Linked DNA regions of Homo sapiens: region 1 is linked to region 2. A link is a loop called in an ENCODE intact Hi-C map of the cell type or tissue named here. Cell type or tissue: Caco-2. All regions are shown on one strand. Each heading gives the region's core, and the rest is flanking DNA. Links, peaks and the distances in the headings are about the cores only.

What was found. A loop is a pair of places that touch in the nucleus more often than their neighbours do. Peaks named below come from ENCODE experiments on the same cell type or tissue, not always from the same donor. Only the 100,000 strongest peaks of a DNase experiment are listed, where the experiment ranks them.
Region 1: it touches region 2 in a loop (10-fold over the local background); 1 of 110 quality-filtered maps calls a loop at or near these places.

What each region holds. Positions count from the first base shown.
Region 1 is chr10:84,960,808-84,976,079 of GRCh38, forward strand. All of the region lies in intron 1 of LOC107984249 (a long non-coding RNA gene), which reads right to left. Among named protein-coding and RNA genes, the nearest start is that of LINC01519, 230 kb to the right of the region's middle. In Caco-2, for the core only: no CTCF peak of the experiment used is centred there; no DNase peak of the experiment used is centred there.
Region 2 is chr10:84,837,412-84,852,683 of GRCh38, forward strand. LOC105378400 (a long non-coding RNA gene) reads left to right here and starts at 9,824. Exons shown (of 4, transcript XR_946150.2): 1 at 9,824-10,120; 2 at 11,120-11,790; 3 at 13,725-13,818. In Caco-2, for the core only: a CTCF peak has its summit at 8,434 (motif pointing right); a DNase peak (open chromatin) is centred at 8,420.

The DNA of each region.
Region 1 (15,272 bases), core at 2,751-10,750, 120 kb after region 2:
AAGCCCCTTGGTGGTCATCGTCTTATAGGACTTTGTCCATTCCAGAAGTCAAGGACTTTCAAAGGGGAAGACTTTCCTTTTAAGTTTTTTTATTACAGTTTTTATTTTGAAATAATGATAGATTCATAAGCAGTTGTGAGAAATACAGAGACAGTCCCTGTATGCTTCAGGCAGTTTCTTCCAATTTGTAACATCTTGCAACATTAGAGTACAATGTCACAATCAGGATAACTGACACTGATATAGTCAAGATATGACATTTCCATCACAAGAATCCCTCCTGTTCTTTTACAGCCATACTCACTTCCCTCCCCTCCTCACCTTCCCCCACTGCCTCCTTAATCACTGGTCATCACTAATCTGTTCTCCATTTCTATAATTGTGGTGTTTCAAGAAGATTCCATAAGTGGTACATACCATACAGTATGTACCCTTTTGGGATTGGCTTTTTTCACTCGGCATAATTGTCTGGAGATTCATCCAGGTTCTTGTGTATATCAATGGTGCATTCCTTTTTATTGCTGAGTAGCATTGTAAGGTGAGGATGTACCACAATTTAACAATTCACTCTCTAAAGGAATCAGTTGTTTCCAGATTTTGGCTATCACGCATAAAGCCTCCATAAATATTCATGTTCAGGATTTTGTGCGATTGTAAGTTTTTATTTCACCAGAGAAAATGCCCAAGACTGTGATTGCTGAGTTGTTTAGTAGTCACAGCTTTAGTTTTTTTGTTTTTCTTTTTTCTTTTTTTTTAACTGCCAAACCTTGTTCCAGAGTGGGTGTACCATTTTACATTCCCACCACGAGAGGTCCAGTTTCTCTGCATCCTTGCCGGTAGTTGGTGTTGTCACTGTTCTTTTTTTTTTTTTTTTTTTTTGAGACAGAATTTCTCTCTTGTTGCCCAGGCTGGAGTGCAATAGTGCAATGGCGCGATCTCAGCTCAGCACAACCTCTGTCTCCCAGGTTCAAGCAGTTCTCCTGCCTCAGCCTCCCGAGTAGCTGGGATTACAGGCATGCACAACCATGCCCAGCTAATTTTGTATTTTTAGTAGGGGCGGTATTTCTCCATGTTGGTCAGGCTGGTCTCGAACTCCCAACCTCAGGAGATCCACCCGCCATGGCCTCCTGAGGTGCTGGGATTACAGGCGTGAGCCACTGTGCCCGGCATTACTGTTCTTTATTTTAGCCATTATAATATTATGCAATGACATTTTGTTGTGATTTTAATTTTCATTTCTCTAATAATGATGTTGGACATCTTTTCGTGTGCTATTTGACTTGTGAATTGTATTAACATTTTTTAGCATTCCATTTTTATTTATTGTGCTTTTGAGTACACATCTTGAACAGCTTTTTTAGTGACTACTCTCCATATTACCTTATGTACGAAACATTATAGTCTACTTGTTTCATCCTTTCACCAATGTGACTAAAGTCTAGAAATTTTACCTACCTTATGTCTTTTTATTTGCCTCTGTTTAGAATATAATTGTCTTAGATATGTCACGTGCATACATTTAGAGCCACATTAGAAAGTGTAATAATTTTTGCTTCCACTGTCAAACATAATTTAGAAAACTCAAGAGGGAAGGAAAGTTGATTATATTTACCCATATTTTGTTTATAATGTTCTGTCTTCTTTGTTGATCTTTCAATATTCTTTCTTTTATCATTTCTTCTGCTTAAAGAACTTTGTTTAGTCATTCTTCTGGGTAGGTCTGCTGGGAACAAATTCTCTTAGTTTTCCTTCATATAAGAATGTTCTTATTTCCCCTTCATTTCAGGAGAATATTTTCAATGTTTGCAGGAATCTGGGTTAATTGTTCTTTTTTTCTGCACTTGAAAAATGTTCTGCCACTTCTGTCTGACCTGCATGCTTTCTGATGACAAATCCATTCTACTCAAATTATTTTTCCCTTATAGATATTTTATCTCCTGCTGTTTTCAAGATTTGTTTCCCCTTGTCTTTAGTTTTAAGATATTTGGTATAATTTATCTTGATGTGGATTTTTTGTTTATCCTATTTGCTCAGCTAAAGCCTGTAGATTTATGTCTTCAGTCAAATTTAAGAATTTTTCAGCCATTATATTTTCAAGTTCTTTTTCAGCCCTGGACTCTTTCTCTCTTCTTCTGGAACTATTATCATGTGAAAATTAGATCTTTTTTTATAGTCTCACAGGTCTCTGAGGCTCTGTTCCTCCTTCCCCCTTTTGTTTTTTCTATTTTTTCCCTATTGTTCAGATTGGGTACTTTCTAGTGTTTTACACACTTCATTCATTCCTTCATCTGTTCCTTCCATTCTGCTCTCCAGACCATCCATTATGTTTTTTATTTTAGTTATTATATTTTTCTGTCCTAAAATTTCCACTTGGTGATTCTTTATATATCTTCTCTGTATTTGCCGAAACTTTCTGGCTTTTCTTTTCAAGTTTTTTCATAACTGCCCACTGAAGCATTTTTATGATGGCTATTTTACAGTCTTTGTCAGGTAATTCTAATACCTCTGCCATCTTGGTGTTGGCATCTATGGATTGCCTATTTCTATTCAAGTGGAATTTTTCTGGCTCGGTAATTTTTTCTTAAGAACTGGACATTTGGGGTATTAGGTTATAAGATGCTAGGTCTTGTCTAAACCTTCTGTTTTTAGTTGGCTTTTTCTGATACTGCTCTGGCAAGGGAAGGGGGTGCATGGTGTAGCTGCTACCAAGTTGGAGTGGAAGTCCAGGTTCCCACTCAGACTCTGTAAACCCCAGAGTGTGTGAGTGTGCCAGGGGTCTCTGTGTTCCTGTTGCATGAGGCAGGGGTTCTAAAATGGCCCCTTACTGGGCCTTGGGTCAAAGCACTTTTACTGGGAGGGATAAGAGTGCCTCCTTAATCCCTCTACATGGCCTCCACTGACACCATAGTGGGGTGGCCTCAATGACACCTAGGAGTGGTAACAGTCTTGACTCTCCCCTAGGCTTCCAGCAGAAAGTGGGAGGAACACTTCTTTACTGCGAGTTGGGAATAAGTCCAGGTTATCCACATGTGCACCATAGTGGGTGGAGGTTAGGGCGGTTATTACTGCCCAGCAGAGATGAGTGTCCTGGCTCCCTCCGCAGCCTTTTCTAATAATCATGAGGGTGTGTGTGGCAGGGATGGTGTTAGGGGCACCTCCGCTCAGCCTGACAGTGTGAAAGTCTTCTTTAGCTCCAAGTCTGGTGTATAGGAGGCAAAAAGAAAACCCAGGAAACTCGCCACCATGCTATTCTTTGGGTCCTGAGATCTTTAGCCCATCTGCCTTCCTTTCTCCAACTTTCAGGGCGTCCTTCTGTTTGTTTTATATATAATGTGTAGGAATAATGAAGAGATTAAGGAAAATTATGAGAGTATCATCCTACTTTCTGCACAGTGACTTCATAATGCATTTTCAGCATCTGCTAAGCAGGTTCTCTCCCATTCATCTGCTTTATACATTTTTTGAACACTATCAGACTATTTTATCCTTTCTGAAAGATCATTTTATCTTGTTTCAAAAGAATAACCACAAAATTGGAATTTTAATTGGAACTGAGTTAAGTATATGTACACATTTTATATTAATTAGGGGAAAATAATATTTTTATGATAGTCTTACATCCAAAAACATGCAATGTTTCATTTTTATTGTTCTATTTTATGTTCTTTGAGATCTAATAGTTTTCTTATGATAGGTTAAATGCTTTTTATTGTTAAATGTATTCCTAAGAAATCTATTTCATTTAGTTTTTACTATGAATTGATTATTTTTCTCCATTTATGTCTAGCAAAGATGCTATTAGTTTTGTATACCTACCTTGTACCCAGTCACTTTGTCAAATACTGTTAGTAATTTTGTGAGCTTTTTACTGGAATCTTTTGTAGCTTTTAGGCATGCAATCATATTATCAACAAAAATGTTTTTAATTATTTGCTCCTCATCTCCATTGCAATATTAATTACTTTATGAGTTTAGTGGTCAAAAAAGAAATACTGAAAAAAATACCTTTCTATGTGGAAATGGTTTAATCAATGTCAAGTTGTCCACAAAACTGAAAGATAACTGCATGTGGAAATAAGTTAACTTGGATAGATTTCAACAGTGAAAAAGCAAAATGCTGTAATATGATTCTGTTTTTTTCTAAAATAACAGAAAAGTGTCAGTATGTAGATATATATACAATATATGTGTATATGATTATATAGGTAGAGGGAAAGCTACGGAAAGATGTCAATAGAGTTATATTTATGACGGGTAGATGAGCAAAAACAAACAAAAAAGACTGCATTACACTATGATGTTAATCACCATGGAAACAGCACAAATGATAAAATTCCAATCATATTAAATTACAAAGAGATCTATAAAAAGACACATGGAGTGATGGCCAAAGCCATGTTACGGTGCCCATGATCTCAGGTGGAATTTCAGGGTAATTTGGTTTTTGTTTTATTTTTTATGAATTATTCACAATGTTTACTATAAGAAATTATATGATGATAAAAACACAAGATAAAGCTTTTTTTATTATAATGTTTGTTTTAAAGCACAATGCCATTAAGGCAATTCCAGCTTAAGAATTAACTTGTGACTTTTGCAAATCTGTGCCATATTGGTTAAATTTCTTTGATAAAAACTCTAGAAAATGAAAGAGAAACAATAAGAACCAAATAATCAATTTAAATAGCCTGAATTGAAGACAAAACTTTGCAATAATCTTTTGGAAGGAAAAAGGCCTCGGCAGCACTGGAAGTCTAGAAAGTGGGAAGTGGTGATCAATTTCTTGGTACTTCAGAGTGAATGCACTCAGATTGTTTTCCTCCTGGGGATCACTGGGAGCAAGAATTAAAGTCTTAAGTCATAGAGCACAACTGTCCAAGCTTGGCTTACAAGCAAGGCCCTTGTTCAGAGTAGGCTGGAGCTGACTGGTTTAGTCTTGCCAAGAGTATATACAAAGAGGAAAGGGAATACTTTCCTAAAGAAGGATTGGGATGCACTCACCAAAAGAAGGGGATAACCAGTCTGGGGAGAATTAAAAAAATAACCAAGCAGGGGCTCATAAAGGCTGAGGGTCTGCCAGATGCGATATCCTCTGCTGGGATGGTCACTGCTCAGTCTGAGTCCATCTGCATTCCTCTTCCTTCCCACAGGCATTGGGGGTTCAGCCTGCAGTTCTCTCCACTAAGTACATTCACAGGACTCCCCTTCCTTCAGGTCTCACAGTCTCTGTCACTATTTTTCCTTCATGTTTCCCTTGCCTGTTGGAGTTCAGGCTCACTTCTTCAAATGGACATACGGTTATAGCAATAAATCAAAAGGGAATAAAAAGAGCAAGATGTACTATAAACTGTCTCAGTCGAAGGGATAAATAATCTGAGGAAAGTCAGGTTAAAAGAAATAACTACCATGAAGAATTAAACATTTATTGGATCACCGTGGTACCCCAGAAAAGACAGAGGAATAGGATTGGTGGAAGAAGATACCCCTAACTGGTCCATGCTGGGAGCAGGCCTTTAGCTATCTGCTGAGATGAGTGCCACCCATTCACAAAAATTTGAGGAGACTTTAAATGAAGAACTTTTCCTTCTTCACATGAAAAGACCCACCATTAGGGACTTTGTTCAGAAACTTTGGTGGGCATTCAGCTTCAAGGAATCTTTCTGTGTGTGGATCCTGTTTAGCTACACTAGTGGCTGAGAGCAATAATCATTTATCCTTTCTCTCAGGTGTGGGTCTGCGGGGGTGAATCTCCTTCTTGGTTCAGGTGTGCGCGTTGCTGGGGTCATCTATTCTCTATTCTGGTCTCAGGCAGAAGAGGCATCAGCTAATGGGGGAAACTTTTCTAATGGAAGTGGCACAAGTGGGAGAGGAAAAGGCCACCAGTGCCAGCACATCGCAAGCTTCTGTTTGTATTGCATCTGCTAATGTTTTATTGGCCAAAGCAAATCGTGTGCTGTGTCTGATATCTAGGGACTGGAACTTCCTACTCCATGGAGGTTGTGGCTGGGGAGAGGCAGTGAGTGATTTTGAACATGGAAACCATCTCCATTCCCACAAGATCCTGCCTGAGTGGGTCAGGGGATAATCAGAGATCCCAGAGTTGGGTAGATGTGTCCCCCAGTGGACTAAAAAAGAACTGACCAAAAAAATGTTGAAAGAGAAGAGGAAAGGAAAAGAGAGAATGAGGGAATCTGAAACTCTGTTAAATATTAACTATCATTGTTTTGGAGTGACAATATGATATGTGATTAGGATTTTCTATATTATTTTCAGCATCTGGCACGGATATCTAATGTTTTCTTAATCGGAAATAATACACAAAAGAAAGAAAGAAAGAGAGAGAAAGACAGAAAAAGAAAGAAAGGAAAACAAAACAAAGAAAGAAGGAAAGAAAGAAAGAACGAGAGAAAGAGAAGAAAAGGAAAGAAAGAAGGAAGGAAGGAAAGAAGGAAGAAAGAAAGGAAGGAAGGAAAGAAGGAAGAAAGAAAGGAAGGAAGAAAGGAAGGGAGAGAGGAAGGGATGGAGGGAGGCAGGGAGTTTTCCAAGGAGCCTTTTGCTTCTCAGCTAGTGGAAGCAAGAACAACACAGCATTGACAGCGGGGACCGGAGAACATTTGGTTTTTTAAATATAGTTTTTAAAGGGAAAGTGAATTCTACAAAATGCCCATTTTTCTATGCTAGTTAAATTCTGCACCCAGGGCAGAGGCTAAAGATCACATTTTTATAAGAATTTTTTTTTTAAGAGATAGAAAACCTCTTTTGGAATTGGTGTCCATTCTCAATTCTGTTAAAAGGATGATGATTTATTGGGTCAAATATGCTGACTTTCTTCTCCTATTCTTCTTCTCTCATTTCCTCATCTGAAAAACTAAGATGCTGAATGCAATGATTGCTAAGATCCCTTGGAGATCTAACTTTCAGTAATTCTAGTATTTTTCCTTCAGCTCAGTTATTTCCGGGTCTACTATTTGAAAACATGCTCCAAGGCAAGAGGTCGAATTATTTACCCTGCTTCATGCTGACATTTTCATAGTAGCTACCAGAAAAGAAAATGTGAGCAGTTCTTTTATTATTGTTTTTCAGTTACACAAATATTAATAGGTGTTATACAAATTTAAAAATATAAACAAAATAAAAATCACCAAACCCCAACACTATTAACCTTTCACAGTATGTTTCTAGCATTCTTTCAGTGTGTGAATATCATAACTTATTTTGAACAATTATTGATCTCATTTTTTTAACTTTATGTATTGTGACATTTCTCCATGCAATTAGATTATCTTCTAAGCATTTACCTTGAAGGGTTAGATAAGATTTAATAACTAAATTCTTTATAAACTGTATTATTGCTAACCTATTTTTTGACCTATTTTTTTTTTTAGTATAGAGTAGGGATGAAATCCATGGGTTTTGAGATTTGATAGCCCGAGCTTGAAAGACTGGGTCTATTATTTACAGACTGTAAAAGAAGTAAAGTCTTAAGTTGTAGAGTACAACTATCCAAGCTTGGGTTACAAGCAAGGCCCTTGTTCAGAGTAGGCTGGAGTTGACTGGCTTAGTCTTGCCAAGATTATATGCAAAGGGGAAAGGTAATACTTTCCTAAATAAGGATCTGGATGCACTCACCAAAAGAAGGGGTAACCAGTCTGGGGAGAATAAAAAAAAAATACCAAGCAGGGGCTCATAAAGGCTGAGCATCTGCCAGAGCCTGTATCCTCTGCTGGGATGGTCACTGCTCAGTCTGAGTCCATCTGCATTCCTCTTCCTTCCCACAGGCACTGGGGATTCAGCCTGCAGTTCTCTCCACTAAGTACATTCACAGGACTCCCCTTCCTTCAGGTCTCACAGTCTCTGTCACTATTTTTCCTTCATGTTTCCCTTGCCTGTTGAAGTTCAGGCTCACTTCTTCAAATGGACACACGGTTATAGCAATAAATCAAAAGAGAATAAAAAGAGCCAAGATGTACTATAAACTGTCTCAGTCGAAGGGATAAATAATCTGAGGAAAGTCAGGTTAAAAGAAATAACTACCATGAAGAATTAAACATTTATTGGATCACCGTGGTACCCCAGAAAAGACAGAGGAATAGGATTGGTGGAAGAAGATACCCCTAACTGGTCCATGCTGGGAGCAGGCCATTAGATATCTACTGAGATGAGTGCCACCCATTCACAAAAATTTGAAGAGACTTTAAATGAGGAACTTTTCCTTCTTCACATGAAAAGACCCACCATTAGGGACTTTGTTCAGAAACTTTGGTGGGCATTCAGCTTCAAGGAACCAAAGTGCAGTATTACTGACCTGAGTAGACAGAAGATACATCTGTATATGTATTTGTAAAGTTATTGTCACTGTTCCCAAACTGAGTAATCACGAGCTGAAAAGGAAAAGGAAGTTGTGGGGGCATCATAGGTCCCCTTGCCATTCTGGCACCAGACACTTCTGTGAAGTTGAGTCAGGGGCCATGGGCCCTTTGCATTTCTGTATGTGAGAATAAGCAATAGATCATGTGAAGCAAAGCACCCACAGGCATTCTTCTGGAAGTGACTCTTTGTGTCTCAAACTGCTTAGCCCCTATCTGATCATCTGGTTTGATTAACAACCGTAGGGCAGCCTGGAACACACATGATCCCTCGACCTTAATCCCTTAGGGTGTGGCAGTTAAGGGAAGGCTCTCAGGTCTGAAGGGGTTGGACTAAACAGAAACAGAAAGGACATACACTCATACCTTAAAAGTACACAGTGCCTCATGGTGTAAGAACTCACTGCACTTGCACTATTACTGGCATTTACAATTGTTTCCCCAATAAATAATGAACATCCTTGTATGTGCTTTTCTCCTGCTGGTGATTTTATTTTTATATATTAATTTAATTTTTAATTGACAAAAATTATGTGAATATATGGTGTACAACATGATGTGCTGATATATGCATATATTTTGAAATGACTAAATTAAGCTAATTAACATATCCATTACCTCACATACTTATTATTACTTTTGTTGTGGTGAGAACATTTAAAGTCTATTTTCTTAGCAATTTTCAAGTCTTACTATTTCCTTAGGACAATATCTTAGAAGTGCAATTGTCTTTTTAAGTATGGCTATTTTTAAGGCTTTTAATAAATACAGACCATCTTGACCTAAGAATGAGGTGACCAATTTACATTCTAATGAGAGGATTTGCTTCCCTATGTTTTCACCTAAATTAGTATGAAATACATAGCTAAGTTTTGTTTCTATGATTCTAAAAGTAATATTATGAACATGTTTATTGTGAAAGCTCCAAAACTTTGTTTTTAAACAAGTACATTTTTCAACAAAAGTAGCTCTGAGCCATTATTTTTAATGCAAGCTAGTATCCCATGGACTGATGGTATTTTATTTCACCAGTTCTTTATTAATAGGCATTTATATTGGATATATTATTTTGCTACCTGCTAAATTTTATGATTTGTCTCGCACATATATTTAGTGAATTTGTCCAATTATGCCCTTCATGTAAATTTTAGAAGTTAATTTACTAAGTTAAAGCATAATCAGCCATATAAGTTTAATTTGTTAATTACTCATTAGCAAATTACTACTTTGAAAGGTTATACTAACTTATATTTGCTTCAGTGGTGGCCAGTTGTGCACACCCTTGATAACACTAATTATTGTTATTTTCAACCTTTATTAAATTTTAGGAACAAAAGGCATATCTTTTTCTAAATTATAGTTCTTAATTTATTACTGTTTGAATATTTTTGCTTATGTTTAAAAGCCATTTGTATTTACCTTTTGGGGAATCTCCATATTCTTTTTTCTCATGAAGTTCTTTTTTGTTTGCTATATATACTATTAATATTATCCTAATAATATTATTAATAATTTTTACATATTATACATAATTTAACACTATATATTAATATATTGCTATTTATCAGGGACACTATTTTTTCTATGTATTTACAGTATTTCCCTAGTTATTTGTTTGGCTCAAACCTGTCTTTTTAATGCTAAGATTAGAATGACCTGTTATTCCTAGATTACAAGCATATTTTTCTAAGAATTTTTTCAGTTATTTTAAAATTTTATTTTTATTTGACTCTTGAACTTCTCTAGAAGTATTTAGGTGTCATCTATAACATTAGAATCTAATTTTATTTTGTCCAAATTTAGCCAGTTTTCCTAGTACCATTTGATAAATAATTCATTATTTTAAGCATTTAAAACTCATCTTTAGCATGTGTTAGATTCCATTTTGTTTGTCTGTTTCAGAGTTCTCAGTTCTCTTTCCTTGTTCTGTTAGTGTGTGCACCATCATCAGGTGGGTTAAATCATAGTGTCTTTTAATGTGCCTTAATAATGTGTTCCTTCATCACTTTTTGTGAATATTTTTCTGTGTTTTCATAGAAAAATGCAAAAGTAAAAATCATTTTTTGGTCAAATTAAGAACTACTCCCATTTTAATTTTGATGAAAATTAGGAGAGAATGACGTATTCATAATCATGAGTCCTTCTATCCAAGAGCATGCCTGGTCTCATAATTACACCATTTAGTCAAGTTTTATAGTTTCCATCAGGTAAGTTTTTTAAATTATATCTTTTTATGTCACAATGTTTATTCTATATTAGCATAGAATTTTTTCTTAATAATTCACATTTATAATTATCAGCATTATAGTTCTTGCTTTTGTAATAGTTATCATTTTTGGCCTTATTACTAAACATCTTTCATCATTCTAATATATTTCTATCTGGTATTTTTCAGTTATTTCCAGTCAAGCAGTCATATTTGTAAGCCATGATAACTTTGGTCCTTCTGTTTAATTATTACACTTTTCTTATCTGTAATATTAACTAGAAGTTCTAGAACATCCAAAATAATTACAGTGATGCTATGCTTCCTTTTTTCTTCCTGAATATAATAGAAATGCTTCAAGACATGGCCAATATTTTCTACTGATTTCTGATAGATATTCTTTATCATACCAAATAAGTAGCTTTCTGCTCTGAGTTTTCCTAGAATTTTTTTCCCTTTGGTTAGGATCAAATGTTAAATTTTACAAAACGCTTTCTCATCATCTATTGAGATGTCCATGCATTTTTTTCTTCCTTTCACCTATAATGTGATGAACTAAAAATACTTCTAGGATTTAGGTTCCAAGGGGGCTGAAAAGGAACAACTCTAGTCTACAGCTCCCAGCGTGAGTGACATGGAAGATGGGTGATTTCTGCATTTCCAACTGAGGTACTGGGTTCATCTCACTGGGGCTTGTTGGACAGTGGGTGCAGGACATTGAGTGCAGCCCACAGAGTGTGAGCCAAAGCAGGGCAAGGCATTGCCTGGCCCGGGAAGTGCAAGGGGTTGGGGAATTCTCTTTTCTAACCAAGGGAAGCTGTGACAGATGGCACCTGGAAAATCGGGTTACTCCCAACCTAATACTGTTCTTTTCCAACGGTCTTAGCAAACAGCACACCAGGAGATTATATCCGGCACCTGGCTCGGAGGTTCCCACGCCCATGGAGCCTTGCTTATTGCTAGCACAGCAGTCTGAGATCGAACTGCAAGGCAGCAGAGAGGCTGGGGGAGGGGCAGCCACCATTGCTGAGGCTTGAGTAGGTGAACAGAGCAGCCAGGAAGCTCAAATTGGATGGAGCCCACCCCAGCTCAAAGAGACCTGCCTGCCTCTGTAGACTCCACTTCTAGGGGCAGGGCATAGCTGAATAAAAGGCAGCAGAAACTTCTGCAGACTTAAACGTCCCTGTCTGACAGCTTTGAAGACAGTAGTGGTTCTCCCAGCACAGCATTTGAGATCTGAGAATGGACAGACTGTGGCCTTAAGTGGGTCTCTGACCCCCGAGTAGCCTAACTGGGAGGCACCTCCCAGTAGGAGCTGACTGACACCTCATATGGCTGGGCGCCCCTCTGAGATGAAGTTTCCAGAGGAAAAATCAGACAGCAACATTTACTGTTCTGCAATATTTGTTGTTCTGCAGCCTCTGCTGGTGATACCCAGGAAAACAGAGTCTGGAGTGGACCTCCAGCAAACTCCAACAGACCTGCAGCTGAGCGTCCTGACTGTTAGAAGGAAAACTAACAAACAGAAAAAAATCCACACCAAAACCCCATCTGCACATCACCATCATCAAAGACCAAAGGTAGATTAAAACCACAAAGATGGGGAGAAACCAGAGCAGAAAAGTTGAAAATTCTAAAAATCAGAGTGCCTCTTCTCCTCCAAAGGACCGTAGCTCCTTACCAGCAATGGAACAAAGCTGGATGGAGAATGACTTGACCAGTTGAGAGAAGAAGGCTTCAGGCAATCAGTAATAACAAACTTCTCCCAGCTAAAGGAGGATATTCGAACCCATTGCAAAGAAGCTGAAAACCTTGAAAAAAGATTAGACCAATGGCTAACTGAATAAACAATGTAGAGAAGACCTTAAATGACCTGATGGAGCTGAAAACCATGGCACGAGAACTACGTGACGCAAGCACAAGCTTCAGTAGCCGATTCAATCAATTGGAAGAAAGGGTATCAGTGATTGAAGATTAAATGAATGAAATGAAGCAAGAAGAGAAGTTTAGAGAAAAAAGAGTAAAAGGAAACGAACATAGCCTCCAAGAAATATGGGACTGTGTGAAAAGACCAAGTCTATGTCTGATTGGTATACCTGAAAGTGACAAGGAGAATGGAACCAAGTTGGAAAACACTCTGCAGGATATTATCCAGGAGAACTTCCCCAACCTAGCAAGGCAGGCCAACATTCAAATTCAGGAAATACAGAGAATGCCACAAACATACGCCTCGAGAAGAGCAACTCCAAGACACATAATTGTCAGATTCACCAAAGTTGAAATGAAGGAAAAAATGTTAAGGGCAGCCAGAGAGAAAGGTCGGGTTACCCACAAAGGAAAGCCCATCAGACTAACAGTGGATCTCTCCGCAGAAACTCTACAAGCCAGAAGAGAGTGGGGGCCAATATTCAACATTCTTAAAGAAAAGAATTTTCAAACCAGAATTTCATATCCAGCTAAACTAAGCTTCATAAGTGAAGGAGAAATAAAATCCTTTACAGACAATCAAATGCTGAGAGATTTTGTCACCACCAGGCTGCCTTACAAGAGCTCCTGAATGAAGCACTTAACATGGGAAGGAACAACCAGTACCAGCCACTGCAAAAACATGCCAAATTGAAAAGACTATTGATGCTAGAAGAAACTGCATTGACTAACAAGCAAAATAACCAGCTAACATCATAATGACAGGATCAAATTCACACATAACAATATTAACCTTAAATGTAAATGGGCTAAATGCTCCAATTAAAAGACACAGACTGGCAAATTGGATAAAGAGTCAAGACCCATCAGTGTGCTGTATTCAGGAGACCCATCTCACATGCAGAGACACATATGGGCTCAAAATAAAGGGATGGAGGAACATCTACCAAGAAAATGGAAACAAAAAAAAGCAGGGGTTGCAATCCTAGTCTCTGATAAAACAGACTTTATACCAACAAAGATCAGAAGAGACAAAGAAGACCATTACATAATGGTAAAGGGTTCAATTCAACAAGAAGAGCTAACTATCCTAAATATATATGCACCCAATACAAGAGCACCCAGATTCATAAAGCAAGTCCTTAGAGACCTACAAAGAGACTTAGACTCCCACACAATAATAATGGGAGACTTTAACACCCCACTGTCAACATTAGACAGATCAACGAGACAGAAAGTTAACAAGGATATCCAGGAATTGAACTCAGCTCTGCACCAAGCGGACCTGATAGACATCTACAGAACTCTCCATTCCAAATCAACAGAATATACATTCTTCTCAGCAGCACATCACACTTATTCCAAAATTGACCACATAGTTGGAAGTAAAGCACTCCTCAGCAAATGTAAAAGAACAGAAATGATAACAAACTGTCTCTCAGACCACAGTGCAATCAAACTAGAACTCAGGATTAAGAAACTCACTCAAAACCGCTCAACTACATGGAAACTGAACAACCTGCTCCTGAATGACTACTGGGTAAATAACAAAATGAAGGCAGAAGTAAAGATGTTCTTTGAAACCATTGAGAACAAAGACACAACATACCAGAATCTCTGGGACACATTTAAAGCAGTGTGTAGAGGGAAATGTATAGCACTAAATGCCCACAAGAGAAAGGCAGGAAAGATCTAAAATTGACACCCTAACATCACAATTAAAAGAACTAGAGAAGCAAGAGCAAACACATTCAAAAGCTAGCAGAAGGCAAGAAATAACTAAGATCAGAGCAGAACTGAAGGAGACAGAGACACAAAAATCCCTTCAAAAAATCAATGAATCCAGGAGCTGGTTTTTTGAAAAGATACAAAAAAATTGATAGACTACTAGCAAGATTAAAAAGAAGAAAAGAGAGAAGAATCAAATAGATGCAGTAAAAAATGATGAAGGAGATATCACCACTGATCCCACAGAAATACAAACTACCATCAGAGAATACTATAAAAACCTCTATGCAAATAAACTAGAAAATCTAGGAGAAATGGATAAATTCCTGGACACATACACCCTCCCAAGACTAAACCACGAAGAAGTTGAATCCCTGAATAGACCAATAACAGGCTCTGAAATTGAGGCAATAGTTAATAGACTGCCAACCAAAAAATGTCCAAGACCAGATGGATTCACAGCCGAAGTCTATCAGAGGTACAAGGAAGAGCTAGTACCATTCCTTCTGAAGGTATTCCAATCAATAGAAAAAGAAGGAACCCTTCCTAACTCATTTTATGAGGCCAATATCATCCTGATACCAAAGCCTGGCAGAGACACAACCAAAAAAGAGAATTTTAGACCAATATCCCTGATGAACATTGATGCAAAAATCCTCAATAAAATATTGGCAAAACGAATCCAGCAGCACATCAAAAAGCTTATCTACCATGATTAAGTGGGCTTCATCCCTGGGTTGCAAGGCCAGTTCAACATACGGAAATTAATAAATGTAATCCAGCGTATACACAGAACCAAAGACAAAACCCACATGATTATCTCAATAGACGCAAAAAAAGCCTTTGACAAAATTCAACAGCCCTTCATGCTAAAAACTCTCAATAAATTAGGTATTGATGGGACGTATCTCAAAATAATAAAAGCTATTTATGACAAACCCACAGCCAATATCATACTGAATGGGCAAAAACTGGGAGCATTCCCTTTGAAAACTGGCACAAGACAGGGATGCTATCTCTCACCACTCCTATTCAACATAGTGTTG
Region 2 (15,272 bases), core at 4,098-12,097:
CACTTACTGTCTGGGGAAAGCAGGCAAATGATGGCTTTCATATTTATACACTGATAGTTTCTTCTGTTATTTGCCTTAACAAAGCAACTCAACACAATTAGTGCAAACTACCAAAGGCTCCTGGTTATATTTAGCTAACAGATTCCATTTAAAGAGCAAGTAGCTAATGATCTGAAGCACAGACTGCTATCACAGCAGCCCTAATAAGCTGGAAATCAGGAGAATAAGCACTGAACATTCGCCTGGTGGGGGAGTGATTGAACCTGGAACTGCACCAACAGGTTCCACTCAGTGTCCTTAACTGTTTTACATGCAGATGCCCTGGAATTGGGAGGACACCTGAGGATTTTACCCCTTTTATGTTTTAATCCATCCATTTTTTTTTTTATTGTTAGCTCGCAGCTATGGGCGTCCCTGGGTCCAGGACAAAGGTGGCACCCTGACAGAACTCAGAAAAGGATGACTGAGATCACCTTCGAGGAAGGGACAGGCTCACTGTATCATGCTCACACCAACAATGAAAAACAGAAAAATGAATAATGACAGTGGGGTTTTGAAGAGTGGGAGCTGAAGGAGCGGGCTGGCACATGGGCCCTGCTAAGTCACGGGTAGAATGCGGACAAGGTGAAGGAAGGGACAGTCCAACTACAGAAAGGCATGGGCTTGGCCAGAAGCCCAGGACTGGAAGGCTTCGGGCATAGAAGGCGCCAGGCTTGGGGGCAGGTTGACCACAGCACGACTCAAACGGATTCATTTGGGTGTTCTTCAAATGTGATAAGCCTCTGTTTAGTGTTTCTCTTTTTATCTGTCAAAGGAGGAACCATAACGCCCACCGCATATGATTGGTGTGCCACAAAAATGTAATAACGTTAAAAATGTGTCTATACGCTTGGCAGACATAGACAGTCTGAGCACAGGCTGACTGCTTGGATCTTTGTCATTGTTGTCACAGTGCCGGTTCTGGTGGCTTTACCAGACATTAGCTAACAATGGAACATCTTCTCAGCACACTGTCTTCTTGCTCTTCAAAGAAGATATTTAGCTTCTCACTTGACTCTGGGTGTTTTCTTGAGCCACTAGTTGCATATTTTGATTTTTGAGCCAGACATATTGCAAATATTTTGGTAATTATTTGGTCCTGCACCAGGAGGGGATATGAATCCACATTTTCAAATTCAGTGTCTTTGTGATGGGGACATATTTAGGATGTGGCAAACAGTCTTACCTACATATTTAGGCACGTATCTTTGTGAATTGATGCTTAGTGGGGATTATGTGCCAGCCTCTGTGATGTGCATACATTTTTAAAATTTAATTCTCACATCACCTAAAAGAAATTATGATTCCATACTTCTTTTTATGGGAGAGGAGACTGAGGCGACTTGCTCACAGCCACAGACATTGACATTGGTTATTCATGATGCACTAAATCTTTTGTACTCCCTTCACTGTTTGACAATTACCTGTTTTGTAAATCCTGCGTTTCCAACACAAGAGTCTTAAACCACCACCGCTGCCGCCACCACCACCAAACCCCTGCCGTCCCAGCCTTCCTTGCTGCCGGGGTGCAAGTGTATAACTTAGATTCTACCAGTTAGATGCTAGCCATCTGGGAGGCCAGGCAGGCTCTGGTGCACCCACTTCGTGGTGGGACTGTGGTCAGAGGCAACATGGTTGTGGGTTCCTGAAACAGCAACTTATGTACCAGAACCACTGTGGTTTGGGGTGATAATCCTGAAAGTTTCACCTAGTGCCTGTTGCCCCTGCCTTTCCAAAGAGTAGATAATTTTTTAATAAATCCCAGAAAAAGCTTCCCACTGCCTACAACTCAGAAACTTGACTGAAAATCTGATTTGGGGTCTTTATTTCTCTATATTTTGTTAGAGCTGAGAAAAATGATTGCCTGCTACTCATGTCTCATGCTGCTCCTCTGTGCAGACTCTGGGATTGGCAGAGTCCTGCATCCTCGCCAGCCTCCACCTCTCCACCCGGTGACTGTCAGACCTTCATGCCGCAAACCCAGGCAGCTCCCACTGTCCCTTTCTTGGCAGTTAGGTTCCTATATTGAAGAAAACTCCAAAGAGACTTTAGGGTTCCAAGGCTGAGCAGCGCAGAGCAGATTGTACCCCATTGTGATTTCTTCTCTTGCTTTTCGTTTATGTTTACTTTTGTTTATGTTATTCTGTGTTATTTTTCCCTTTTTCCCATTATTTTTAAGTGGAATGCTTAGAATCATCATTTTTGATTTTTTTTAATTGTATAGCATCATCTAATGCTTTAATTTCACAAATAAGGTTTGCTGTACCAGGATCCCATAAGTTTTGCTATTTTAAAAATTATTTTAATTGTAACTTTACAGTTACTGTATTTTTTTTTCTCCCCTAAACTATGCAGTATAAGATGAAATTTACAAGTGTGGCTTTATCATAAGACTGGCTGGGTTAGAGTCCCAATTTCTATACTAACCAACATGTGACCTTGCTTGAAAGTTTACAGTGAGGACTGGCTAGATGATCCATGGGAAGTGTTTTGCTTAAACCAGTCTGTATGTGTTCATAATGAAGTTCCTTAGGGCACACTGAAGGATCTCTGAGTATTTGGGGTGGTGGAGGTACTGCCTATAAGTGGGCAGGAGTCTCTACAGAGGTATTGCATTTTGTGCTGGGCTCCTCCATCCACTGCTGCTGTCTTTATTATTTTCTTTGTGTTGTGCATTTGTTCGTATGTCTTCTTTATGCAGCACAACCTCCCCCTACCTAGACAGCTCCTTCTTTCTACACATGGTATAAATTATTCATCCCATAAGCCATCTCACATTTACTTAACTTTTTTTCTTTCTTCTAGTCTGTCTTCTGTTGCGTGGCACTTTTTAAAGAATTCATAGTAAAGGTTGGAACATAATATTCTTGTTTTTAACAATTAAAGTGATTATTTCACATTAATGAGCATTCTTATATAATCACCCAGGTGTGATTAAAACACAATAATTTTACACTCCCCTTTATTGAATATGAGAAATATGAGAAGTTCTTGCTTTTTAGCTTATTTCTGTAATTCCTGTTTCTTCCCCATTCTTTGCTCATCTAACTTGACTTAAATTGTTGATTTTTTTTCTTGCATGGTTTTTTTTTTTTTTTTTGAGATGGAGTCTCGATCTGTCACCCAGGCTGGAGTGCAGTGATGTGATCTCTGCTCACTGCAACCTCCACTTCCCAGGTTCACACCATTCTCCTGCCTCAGCCACCCAAGTAGCTGGGACTACAAGCACCCGTCACCACGCCTGGCTAATTTTTTGTATTTTTAGTAGAGATGGGGTTTCACTGTGTTAGCCAGGAATGTCTTGATCTCCTGACCTCATGATCCACCCACCTCAGCTTCCCAAAGTGCTGGGATTACAGGCGTGAGCCACCGCACCCGGCCTCTTGCATGATATTTTTGTTTTAAAATTAGTATAGTTATACCTCTTGGCAAAAACGGTTGTCTTCTGTTTATGCTCATCTTGATTTTGTTCTGGGCTGGATAGTTTTTTTACCTGTTTATCAAAATAGTCTCCAAGGCAACATTGCTTTAATTCAGCCCTTAGCCTTCTGGATAATTGGTTGACATATTTCTTAGGTTAATGTGAACACTTTCTTCTCTGCAAGCTTTACTTACCAATGCTAGTTTGATTCCATAGTGTAGCCATTGGGTCAAAACATTTCCCCTTTAGGTTTTCTGAAAATTAAATTAGGTCAGTTATAAACTTTTGTGGCCCCTCTGTGATGGTTTATTTTATGGTTTATGTGTCAATTTGAATGGGCCAATGGGGTACCCAGATATCTGGTAAAACATTATTTCTAGGTGTCCGTGAAGGTGTTTCTGGGAGAGATCAGCATTTGAATTGGTGGACAGAGAAAAGCAAATGGCCTCCATTGATGTGATGGGCATGATCCAATCCACTGAGGGCCTGATTAGGACAAAAAGGTAGAGGAAGGTTTGATGCTTGAGCTGGAACAAACATCTTCTGTTCTCAGTGCTCTTGGTTCTTAGGTCTTAAGCTTCAGATTGAAATTTCTACTATCAGACCATCAGCTTTCCAGCTCTCAGTCCTTCACACTACACCATGGGCTTTCCTGGGTCTCCAGCTAGCAGAGAGCAGATTATGGGACTTAGCCTCCATAATCGTGTGAGCCAATTCCTAATAATAAATCTCTTTTTACACACACGCGCATGTGCACGTGCACACACACACACACTCAGAGTCATCCTTGGTATCTATGCAGGATTGGTTCCAGGATCCCCCTCTGATGCCAAAATCTGTGGTGCTCATCCCTTATATAAAATGGTGTAGTAGCCAGGCCCGGTGGCTCATGCCTGTAATCCCAGCACTTTGGGAGGCCGAGGCGGGTGGATCATGAGGTCAGGAGATCAAGACATTCCTGGCCAACACAGTGAAACCCCATCTCAACTAAAAATACAAAAACTTAGCCGGGCTTGGCGGCACATGCCTATGATCCCAGCTACTTGGGAGGCTGAGGCAGTAGAATCGCTTGAACCTGGGAGGCGGAGGTTGAAGTTAGCTGAGATCGGGCCACTGCACTCCAGCCTGGGTGACAGAGCAATACTCCATCTCAAAAAAAAAAATGTGTAGTATTTTCATATAACCTACATGCATCTTTCTGTATGCTTTAAATAACCTTCAATTACCTATAATACTTAATACACTGTAAATGCTATATAAATAGTTGTTATATGCTGTTGTTTTCTATATGTATTATTCTATTGTTATTTTTATTGTTATTTTTTTCTGAATATTTTTGGTTTACAGTTGGTTGAATCTTTGTGTATCTGCAGGCCTACCATATAGACATCCTATTGGTTCTGTTTCTCTAGAGAACCCTGACTAATACACGCCCACCTTTGTCAATTAAAAAAACAAGGTGCCTTCCTATTACTGGAAACCTATCAGGAAAATTTATTTATGCAGCCTGAGACCTGTGGCACCAGCAGGTGTGAGTGTTACTTTTTCATAGGAATGGGTAGGATGAGTGGACTGTTGCCCACTTTCCAGTTCCTTGAAGTTTCTTTAATTGTAAAATGTGAGGAAAGCTTGTATGATCTGCTACAAGCCCCTCTGCTTAGAATCATGATTGCTTGAGTTTTATTTTTCTATCAAAGAATAAGAAGAAATTTTCACTTCATGCCCCCAAAATAGTTTTATGATTGGAAGGCATCTGTGGTCCATCTAATTTAATTTAATTTAACTTTTTGCCCCAAGAAATTGTTAAAAAGCCTTGGAACATATGCTTTCCCATCTCTTCCCTGAGTGTAATCCCTGGGTCCCTGGGTTATGTCAACAGAGACTCTGCTGCCAACCCTTGGCAACTCATTTCTCATCTGTTCCTTTCACCAAGGAGATTACCAGTTTGGCTCTGGATCTTGTAAATAATTAATGATCCCTCTTCTGGTAGAGGGCAGAAATGCTGCATGTAATATCTGGGCATTAATGCACACCAATTTTGAATGGGAACAAAAGGAGAATGGCACCCTTGGATTGGTGTTTCCCAGGTAGGGGAGTCCATTGGTTCCTGGTGCACTTTGCAGCACTCTCGGAGTCAGCCATTCTCTAACTCTGGTGGGTGTCAGCATCACCAGGAAAACTCAGTAAACATACAAAGCCCAGGACCTATTCTATGTTAATGTACCTGGGCCTCTCTGTTTTGTATTAAGTTCCCCAGGTGGTTGTGATACATCCCAAGTCTGAGAACCACTGCTAAATCATAAGGATGTTCCATTCTGTCTTATCAGCTCTCTGATGAATTTCACCTTTCCTGAACACCACCATGATCTACCTTGTAAGTGCTCCCAAGAACCCTCGAACACTCTAATCCTCTTGATTTTTCTTGCCCCCAAACATCCTAAGAAGTTTGTTTGAAACTCTGATTCATAGGCATCAAAGAATCTCCTTGTTTTTATGTCTTTCCAGATGTGAATGGCTGAGTCCTGTGCTTGTGTCTTCTCTGTCTAGGTCTGCTGTCAGCTTTCTCTTTCCATATTTGTGTGCACTGGCAGGGGCTCCCCAATGATACCTGGCATACTGTGGTGACTTTGCTGCCCTTATTGAAAATTTATTCTCTTTTTGCAATTTTTGTTTCCTTTAAGCTCTGTGCCAATGATGTCATTATTCTTAACCTTCCACCCCTACTTCCCACCCATGCAGTCTAGTCTCAAACCAACAGCTAGCACAATCCATTGAAAATATGTGTCCTCAAACTTTCCAATGACTACACATGATATGCCCAGACTCTATCCCCGGTTTTGAAATAATTTGGTACCCGATGTATTTCTTTCCTTCCCTGTCTACATATCCCCCCTTGGTGTAGTGGATGCTGTGATGTGTGGCCCAAATCCCACTTTAGGGCTGAAATTATTACTTTCTGTGGCTGTCAGGCCCCTGTGAAAGTTGCCTACAGATGGAGAAAGCTGCTTCTTCCAAGGCCATGCCCACTTCCTGGGGCAGATATATCCCACAACTGGGGGATGAATGGGCATGGAGCCTGGCCTCCTTGCCGAAAATCAAGACAACCCTGAAAAGCCATACTAATTTGAGGAGCTGAGTCCTCTGTTGAAATTATATCATGGCCCAACTTCTTTTGTTCAGTCTTATTTCTTCCCCTTTCTCTTTATGTGTATTGACCTGAGAATACTCTCTAAATAAATTGCTGGCACGATAATCTCATTCTCAATGTCTGCCTTGCAGGGATCCCAGTCAACGTAGTTGATCACTTTTCTCAGCCCTTGGCTCCCTTGCTTGGCTCAAATGATGCCAGGCATGAGAGCACCTCAGGGCCTTTGCATGAGCTCTGTCTTCTGCAGTTTCGCTCTCCCTTTGCATAGCATGATGGCCAGCTTCCTCACTTCAAGCCTCTGGTCAAATACCACCTCATCAAGCAGGCCTTTGAGGCCTCCCTGTGTAAAAGGAAAACCCTTTGCTCATTACCTTGTTTTATTTCTTTCGAACCCATATGAGCATCTGACACAAAGATTTTCTGCTTTACTATGTCTTTCCCTATCAGTATGTATGTCCCATGGAAATATTTAGTTTATTACTCTTTTGCCAGTGTCTGGCACAGAGTAAAAACCAAATAAATATTTGTTGAAAGAATGAATAATGAGAGAATTATATTTGCTTTCCTGCTTTAAGTCTGCAAGTACTTTCTCTTTCCATACTTTCCCCTGTTTGGCTGTAGTTTGATGTCCGGGATTTCCAACTGGAGACAGCATACCCTGTAGTATGTTCTTGACTAGCTGATTTAGTTGCTTGGGAGAAGTCGGGGAGATAGGATTTTTGGAAGAATGCCTGGATAAAGCCCATGTTCCCAGGAGAGAGGGGGAAATAATCTGGCTTGTTCCTTTTTAAAATTTTTTTAGGAAAAATTTTCCTCTGCTATATTTGAGCTGTCATATATCAAAGCACCGGACACTGACCTCTGTGTCTGTAGACCTTTTGCCTTTAACCTCATCACTATCTGTTATGTGTGAATTACAAGCAGAGGGGTTGAACTGTCATTCACAGTGATTAGCAGCCCTTTGGCCATAGGATTACACATCCTCATTTTGGAGGACCAGTTACTTACTGGTGAATGTCCCCAATTCACTAAGTCACTGAATGCACACTTACATATTTCTCTAATGTTTAAAAATCCTGCTGGGCGCAGTGGCACACGCCTGTAATCCCAGCACTTTGTGAGGCCGAGGCCGGGGGATCACCTGAGGTCGGGAGTTTGAGACCAGCCTGACCAACGTGGAGAAACCCCGTCTCTACTAAAAATACAAAATTAGCTGGGCATGGTGGCACATGCCTGTAATCCCAGCTACTCGGGAGGCTGAGGCAGGAGAATGGTGTGAACCTGGGAGATGGAGGTTGCAGTGAGCCGATATCGTGTCATTGCACTCCAGCCTGGGCAACAAGGGCGAAACTCTGTCGCAAAAATAAATAAATAAATAAAAATTAAAATAAAAAAAAATCCTCCTTCACTAAAATAATGAATACAAAGCCCTTGTACGAAAACTTTTCAATTAACAGAATGAAACTGAGCAAATCCTAAACTTGCACTTGCCCTGTGCTTGACAAGTTTTTGTTTATTTGTTTGTTTTCCCACATGGGAATACAAGACCTGAACTTTCCTTTCCCACTGTGGTTGGACAACAGTGTGAGGGAAGCCATCCAGTCCTCCCTGTGATTTTGGGAAGATCTTGATTGTGAAGGGCTGTTTGTAGACCCCATCAGAGGTGCCCAGGTAAATGAGCAGTGTCTGATTCAATTAACTGATAAGAATCCATTAGCACATCCAAGCCATCTTGTTTGAACACAGAGCACTGTGTACAAATAACCACCAGGGTGGCTGTCACTTCTTACTGGAGAAATCTGAGGCTCCTGTGTGTGCCACAGCCCAGAAGGTGGCACCATACACATATAAGGGACAATTGACTTTAAAATGCCAATGAGCCCTATGCAGGTAGCAATCTGTGAGAAAAAATCCTCTAATTGGATGGCTTTAATAGCAGAACCCACTTTTTCTGTGTCTGGCAGGCCTTCCGCTTTGAGAAGGTCAGGGCTTTCACAGTCTGCATATTTTTCTCTATTGCCCAGTGTGTTGGGGAGAACTCGAGTATGGGAGTTGGCCTACTTCATTTGAAATCTTGACTTTGCCATTTATAAGCTGCATGGCCCTGAGTGTAGTATTTAACCTTGGTTTTGCTCAATATAATTTAGGATTAATAAGAACTCTGTCATCAGGCTCTGAGGACTAAATGAAATAAAGTTCACTGAGTGTGTTACATACTGTCAGGTCTGCACACTTCCCCTTTGCATTAGAAAAGGGCACCGTTCTTGGCTGACACAGCCCCTCAGACTGGCATGTGAGTGGAAAGTGGGCTGGAATGCAGCCAGCTCCTATCAGCCCAGGGACCAGGCACTCAGGTGGAAGTCCTACCTCTAACCTCTCCCTACCTTACCTGGGGACTGGTGAGCCTGGAGTTTGTTGTGACTTAGATGACTAGTCATGGCAAGCGTTACTTCCCAGGGGGACAGATTCTGGTGCAATGTTACTCCTTTGGAAGAAGATGAAAGATAACCATGAAGTTTAAGACCTACAGCCTTAAAGGTACAAGAAGCATGCTACAGAGCCAGACTGAAAGAAAGAAATGCATAAATGAATATATCAAATTGATCTTTGTTCAATCATAAATTGAACAAAGAATTCTTAGAAATTGGAAGTGGAAGCTTAGCCCCAAAGTGGGAAGTTTTACCTGCTTGGAAAATTGAATTTGTTACCCTTTGGGATAGTGAAGTTCCTGGATAGCTTAAAGGAGTGTCTAAAATGTGGGTCCCTGTAAATGATGACTGTGAGCAGTAGAGCTCTAGCAGTGGGGACACGTTGCCATGGAAACCCTGAAGCTGGAAGCTCCTCAGGGCCTCAGAAAGGCTGTCAATTAGATCCATACTCTTGGGGAGTTTAATGAAAACAGACACTTGTCATTTTTTTAGCAGCCATCTAACATTATATACATTTAAAATATTTCCATGGAAAGAAAAGCCTGCCGTTAAGTTTAGCTGTTTATTTTAAGAGAATTCCCTTGTGTGGCTTTGACAGGGCAGATTTTTTTTTTCCTTCTTTCTTCACATTAAAGGAGAAAAGTGAGGCCCTCCAGTGTTTAGCAGAAACACAATTAGGAGAGTCACTGATGGTGGTTCATTCAGGCTGTTCAAGAGGCGCTTCAGTCCTCCTGCCCTTATTTACATCACAGTGGGGATGGGTGGTCCTACTGGCCCCTTCATGTTGTTGCCTCTCAAACTAGATCCCTCAGACTTCTTTGGAATTGTGCACCTACGCTGACTGGCTGGTAGGCACTTTTCTTTTAATGGGGCAGCTTAGGAAAGAAATCTTCATTAGATATCACTGTCTTCAAATGTCACGTGCTGAAGAATAAGGAATCATATTAGACTGACTTGCCATCTGAGGCCGGCTGCTGGGATCTGACTCTCCCCAAGAACACAAATCAATAGTCAACACAGAAACCACACTCCAAAGAGAAGCTGGTTCCAAGAGTGGCTATTACTATTTGCTTTCAATTGAATGTATGTATGTAGATATGTATGTGTTTATGTATTTGTTTATTTTTACCTAAATATGCCATTTTTGAGTTGTATTTTGCAGAAGAAACATATATATCTTGTATCATGGATATGACTGACTGTGAGATGGGAACGCTTTTTCAAACTAGACTGGGAACAGAGGCCCTGGTGGTCATGAACAATGTCAGGCGCATACAAAGAGCTGAAAGCCCATTCCAATCAAGTCTGTCTTTGCCCAACCCATTAGGCAGTCAAATGACAATTGAAAATCCAGTTCCCCACATTGAGAATCAAAGACTGGTGTCTCCTTGACTTCTGAGCCCAGGGCATCCTACTCTTTTTACTTTCCTTTTAAATGTCAAATCATAAGTAGGTCAACAGAAACCAGAGTGTTGTTACTTCTCCAGTTAAGTTTGGCTCATAAGAATGTAGCAAACTTTACTACATTTGGTTTTTAGCAATATTTGAAAATTGCATTTTATCGTTTGGATCTGCTAATTATCACATCTCTACTTGTGGCAAAGAAACTAACAATATTGATATGGAAAAGCACAGATATTGCTCGGCCTCACTGATTGAATCGGTGGGCGGTGGGGGGCGGTGGGCAGTAATCATACAGATTCCCAAAGTATGTATATTTTGTGGCCCTGGATAAAGATTATTCTAAGAAACCCCTTCTTGGTATAGTTACAGTAATTGTGGTAATTAGCACAGTAAAAAGAAGAAACATCAAGCCCTCATCAGATATCTGTCCCCACACAGCTCTTTCCTCTATTATCACACACTGCAAATGGTGGTTGGCAGAATGATTATACACATCATATGTATTAAAGTGGGAAGTGTTGAACAATGGTCAGAATGTAAGACTTAACATGGGGCCCAGCCACTAATTAACTGTCTGATCTTGGGAAAGTCATTTGTACAGCCTGGCTTTCAGTTTTACCACCTATAATATAAGAAAGCTGAACTAATTGATCACAAGTTTTCTTTTTGATTTTCCAGGTGCAAAGCCTCCCATTTTGCCTTGAGGACCATAGCAAATACCTCCTTTCTGGATGGACAAGGGAGACCCTTGTCAGCAAGAATTGTGCTACAGTCTCCCAGCCTAACCACAAGGACACACAAGGACTAGAACATTCGCTCTGCTTCTACACAGCATTGGCAAGAGTTTGAACACCTCTTTCTCAAACCAACAGCAAGAGTTGCCCAGGAAGTGCATTCACTAACATACTCCCCTAAATATTCTTGTGTGAAAAGAAGAGATATGTTGCCATGAATGGGTCTTTCAGTTGGTATTTGTAGGACTGCAAAGTTGCAAAGCTGGCAACATGGTAATAGCTTAGAGTGTTAAATTTTGTGATTTACTACTTGATATGGTAGCACAAAATTAGAACTACAAGAAGAATAAAGGCTTGGTCACCTTACCTGTAAGATCTACTAATGACAATAACTTTATAGAGAAAATTGCTCCTCTTTAAGCAATGCCTCATCTGACTTGATGCTCTCTGCTGCAGAAGGTGAAATTGCAACAATTACAAACTTGATCTTGGCTGTGACCCCTGAATTGACCTTTTGAAGGAACCTGGATTATGTCTGAATCTATTATCTCTGCAAGGAGACCAGCTGTCTTCAGAATTGCTTTTGGGGCCCCGTAATGTCATCGTGAAATTGCAGTTAGTAATCTTGCCAACAATTTCCAGATTTGGTGCAGATAAGCTTGAACACATTTGACTCTTTGGTTTCCAATGTTATTTAGAGAATTGGATGACTTAAAGCATTTATTTTTTTCAACTCAATTCTTATCATAATCCATCAACATCACTGTGTTTTTATTCTCTATTTCATTTTTATATGATCCTATTAGTTGAGAGAAACACAAGTGACATTTTTCTTTCCTATGGCCTTGTCTCCTTTTTGCCTTTGCTAGAACTCAGAGATCATATACCTTTTACTAAATTAGAATTCAGCCATATCCTCTGACCAACAATTTTCCTAGCACTGATCTTCTTCACTGAGTTTTGTTAGGGATGAAACAAAGGCAGTTCTTTCTGCTCCATGCAAATGACATTTGCAACCTGTCCCTAAATCACAGACCGGAAATGCTTCTCTTAGATGACTGAGGCTGATACTTTTGAAATGTGCTGCACTCCAGGTACCTTTGTGCTGTCTCCAGGAAAATGAAAGTGAGTTTTTGGATTGAGAGTGAGTCAAGCTTCCAAGCTGTTAAGGAGCATGGGTTTGATGTGGCTCCATCATGGCTATGTGGTAACTCAGCAGAAGTGTCATTCAGGATGTGTGAAGGGCATCAATCTCAGAGACTTGGCTGCCTCCCTTTAGGTTTCCAGATGAAACTGACACTCTTTGTTGTCAAGGAGCCAGTGGTGCTGAATGACCTTACACCAAAGGGGGTGCTGGCCTGCTTTGGGGGCATTTCTGCTTCTCCTCAATTGCTTGCCTCGATATAAGAAAGTTCACTGATCATGGGCCAGTATAGAAGTGCAGAATTTACTTTATCCATGTGGGGTCATATATAAATTCCAGATTCCTCCTGTACAATTTATTTTTTTGTTTGTCATAGCAGTAGACAGAAAAATGGTAATCAAAGTACCAGTCATTCATTCCAATTTGACAAAACACTCATTAAGACTCTGCTGCACTGGGATTGGTGAGGGGATTAAGAGATAAGACAACCCCTGTGTATTTGGTGCCATAACTTGAGTGGATTTGATGTGAGACATGCTGGGACTTAGTGGCATGTGGGGAAAGGGAAGGAGTCAAAGTGGGGAAAGGGAGGGAGTCAAGGCTGAAATTACGGATGTGAACTTTCTGTGGGATATCTCTCTCTCAACAGGTGGCCAGCATTGGATTCTATTGCATGGAAGGTATTCCAGTACCTTGTACTTAGTATTCAAACGAATGTAACTCTAGGCAAGGCTGATCTTTGATGTTCTATGTATGGGAATATCTTGAACTACATGATTTGTTCATGCAGACATGGCCCCTGCTACTAGTTAGGTCTAGTGAGCCAGGACTCTGTTTCCTGAAACAAGGACCAATGTGGGTTATATATATTGTTATCATCCTGTTCAAATAAGTAGGAGTTTGGGGCATGGTTTCATTGCAGTGATCACTCTATGCTCTTTCATATATTTACTTCACTTGGTTTCTGGTACACCAAATGCCTTGAGTTTTTTTTTTTTTTTCTCTTACCTTAATAGTCAATCTCCTCATTCTCCCTTACTGGTTCCTCATTCTCTCCTGACCTTTTAATGCTGGAATGCCCCTGAGCTCAGTACTTGATTCTCTCCTCCTTGTTGACACTCACCCCTTTATTCAGTCTCTTGGCATTAAAGGGCATCTATATCCTGACAACACTCAAATGTCCATTTCTAGCTCAGGCCTCTGTCCTGAACTGCAGACTTACTGAGCCTGCAGCCTAATCCGCATTCCACAGTGGCGTCTCAAACTCAACAGGCTCACACGGAACTCCTTTCCACCTGCTCCTTCTGCAACTTTCCACGTTGCAGTTGATGGCAAACCTGATCTTCCAGTTGCTCAGGGAAAGAAGCCATGAAGCCATGTTGATTCCTCTTTTTCTCGCACACAGGACATCCAATCTGTCGGGAAATGCTGTTGGCTCTCCATCTGGAATATATTCAGAGTTGAAGACTTTTCACCACCTCTTCTAATATCACCCTTGGGTGAGTTATCAACATCTCTGGCATGGAATATGCCAATAACTTCCTAATTGCCTCTTGCTCTGTCCCTCCTGCATAATTTCAATTCTATAGCCAAAATTATTCATATAATACTGAAACTGACCCTATAAACTTTATAAAATTAATCAGGGAAGAAGAGAGTGGGAGAGATGAAACTAAACTCAACTTGCAGCACACTCAGCATTAATCACTAGGTCAGCCTGTGCCCTGACCTGCTTCCTCGTGGTTGCCTGGTGCCTCCTGTCCTGGAATCACATAGATCCTAGATTATAGTTCCCTCTTAACGGTTCTATGGGTAACAGTTTGAATGTTATAAAACATTATCTTTGAGCTATTCCTTCAGGTCCTGCATACTGATGAAACTACTGACTCTGCTGGTCTCTAGGACCTCACAAGGAGCTGACTCACCTAAGAATGCAGTTTCCATGTCCTGATAATTTCATTCCCCGTACTGTGATGAATTAATAACCCCAATTTTCCAGCCTCTCACCTTCCATGATCCCCTTAAAAACCCTAGCCCAGAACTTCTTGGGGAGATGGATTTGAGGGTCTCCTCCCTTCCCCTTGCTCAGTACCCTGCAATCATTAAACCCTCTCTCCGATGTAAATCCTGCTGTCTCAGTGTAATTGGTCTGTTACTGCATAGCAGGCATACAAACCTGTTGGTCCTATAATAATACCTAAGCCAGTCATGCCACCCTTTAGAAACCTTGCAATGACACTATTTCATTCTCATTTAAAACCAGTGTCCTTATGAGAGACTAAATGGTCCAGTCTTAGTGACCTCTCAGACCTGAAGCCTTCAGGCTCAGTGGTTCCACTCCATCTCCCTGGCCCCTGCAGCCCTCAGACAGGCTCCTACTTGTCTCTGCACTGGTCATATCTTCCGTTTTCCTCCCGTTATCTGCATACTTACCTCCCTTACCTCCTTCTTGTCTTTACTCAGAGGTCACCTTCTTAATGTGCCCTGCTCAGATCACCCTATTTTAAATTGCAACCTGCATCCACCCTCCCCACCACCCTTCTTTGGCAGACATCCCTGATTGCTGGTACCTTGCTTGACTTTTTTTCTTTTTTTTTTTTTTAAACCATAGAAATTGTCATTTTCTAACTTACTATTTCTTCGCTTATTTACCGTGCTTATTGTTTGTCTCCTTTCGATCCTCCTCTCCTCTTCTCACAGTATAATGTAAAGTCCACGTGGTTAGGGATTTTTATTAATTTCCTTCACTGTTGTGTCGTAAGTGCATTGAGAAGGATGTAGAAAATGGTGGGCCCTCAGCACATTTGTTGAATCCAGAAATTCTGTGCCTTCATAATAAGTGTATTCAAAATAAGTGCCTTCATAATAAGTGTATTACTTTCAAATACTGGAAAATTCAGAGTTCCAGTTTAGAAGGAATTGGTCAATGGATTCCTAACTCACTTGTTTTTGC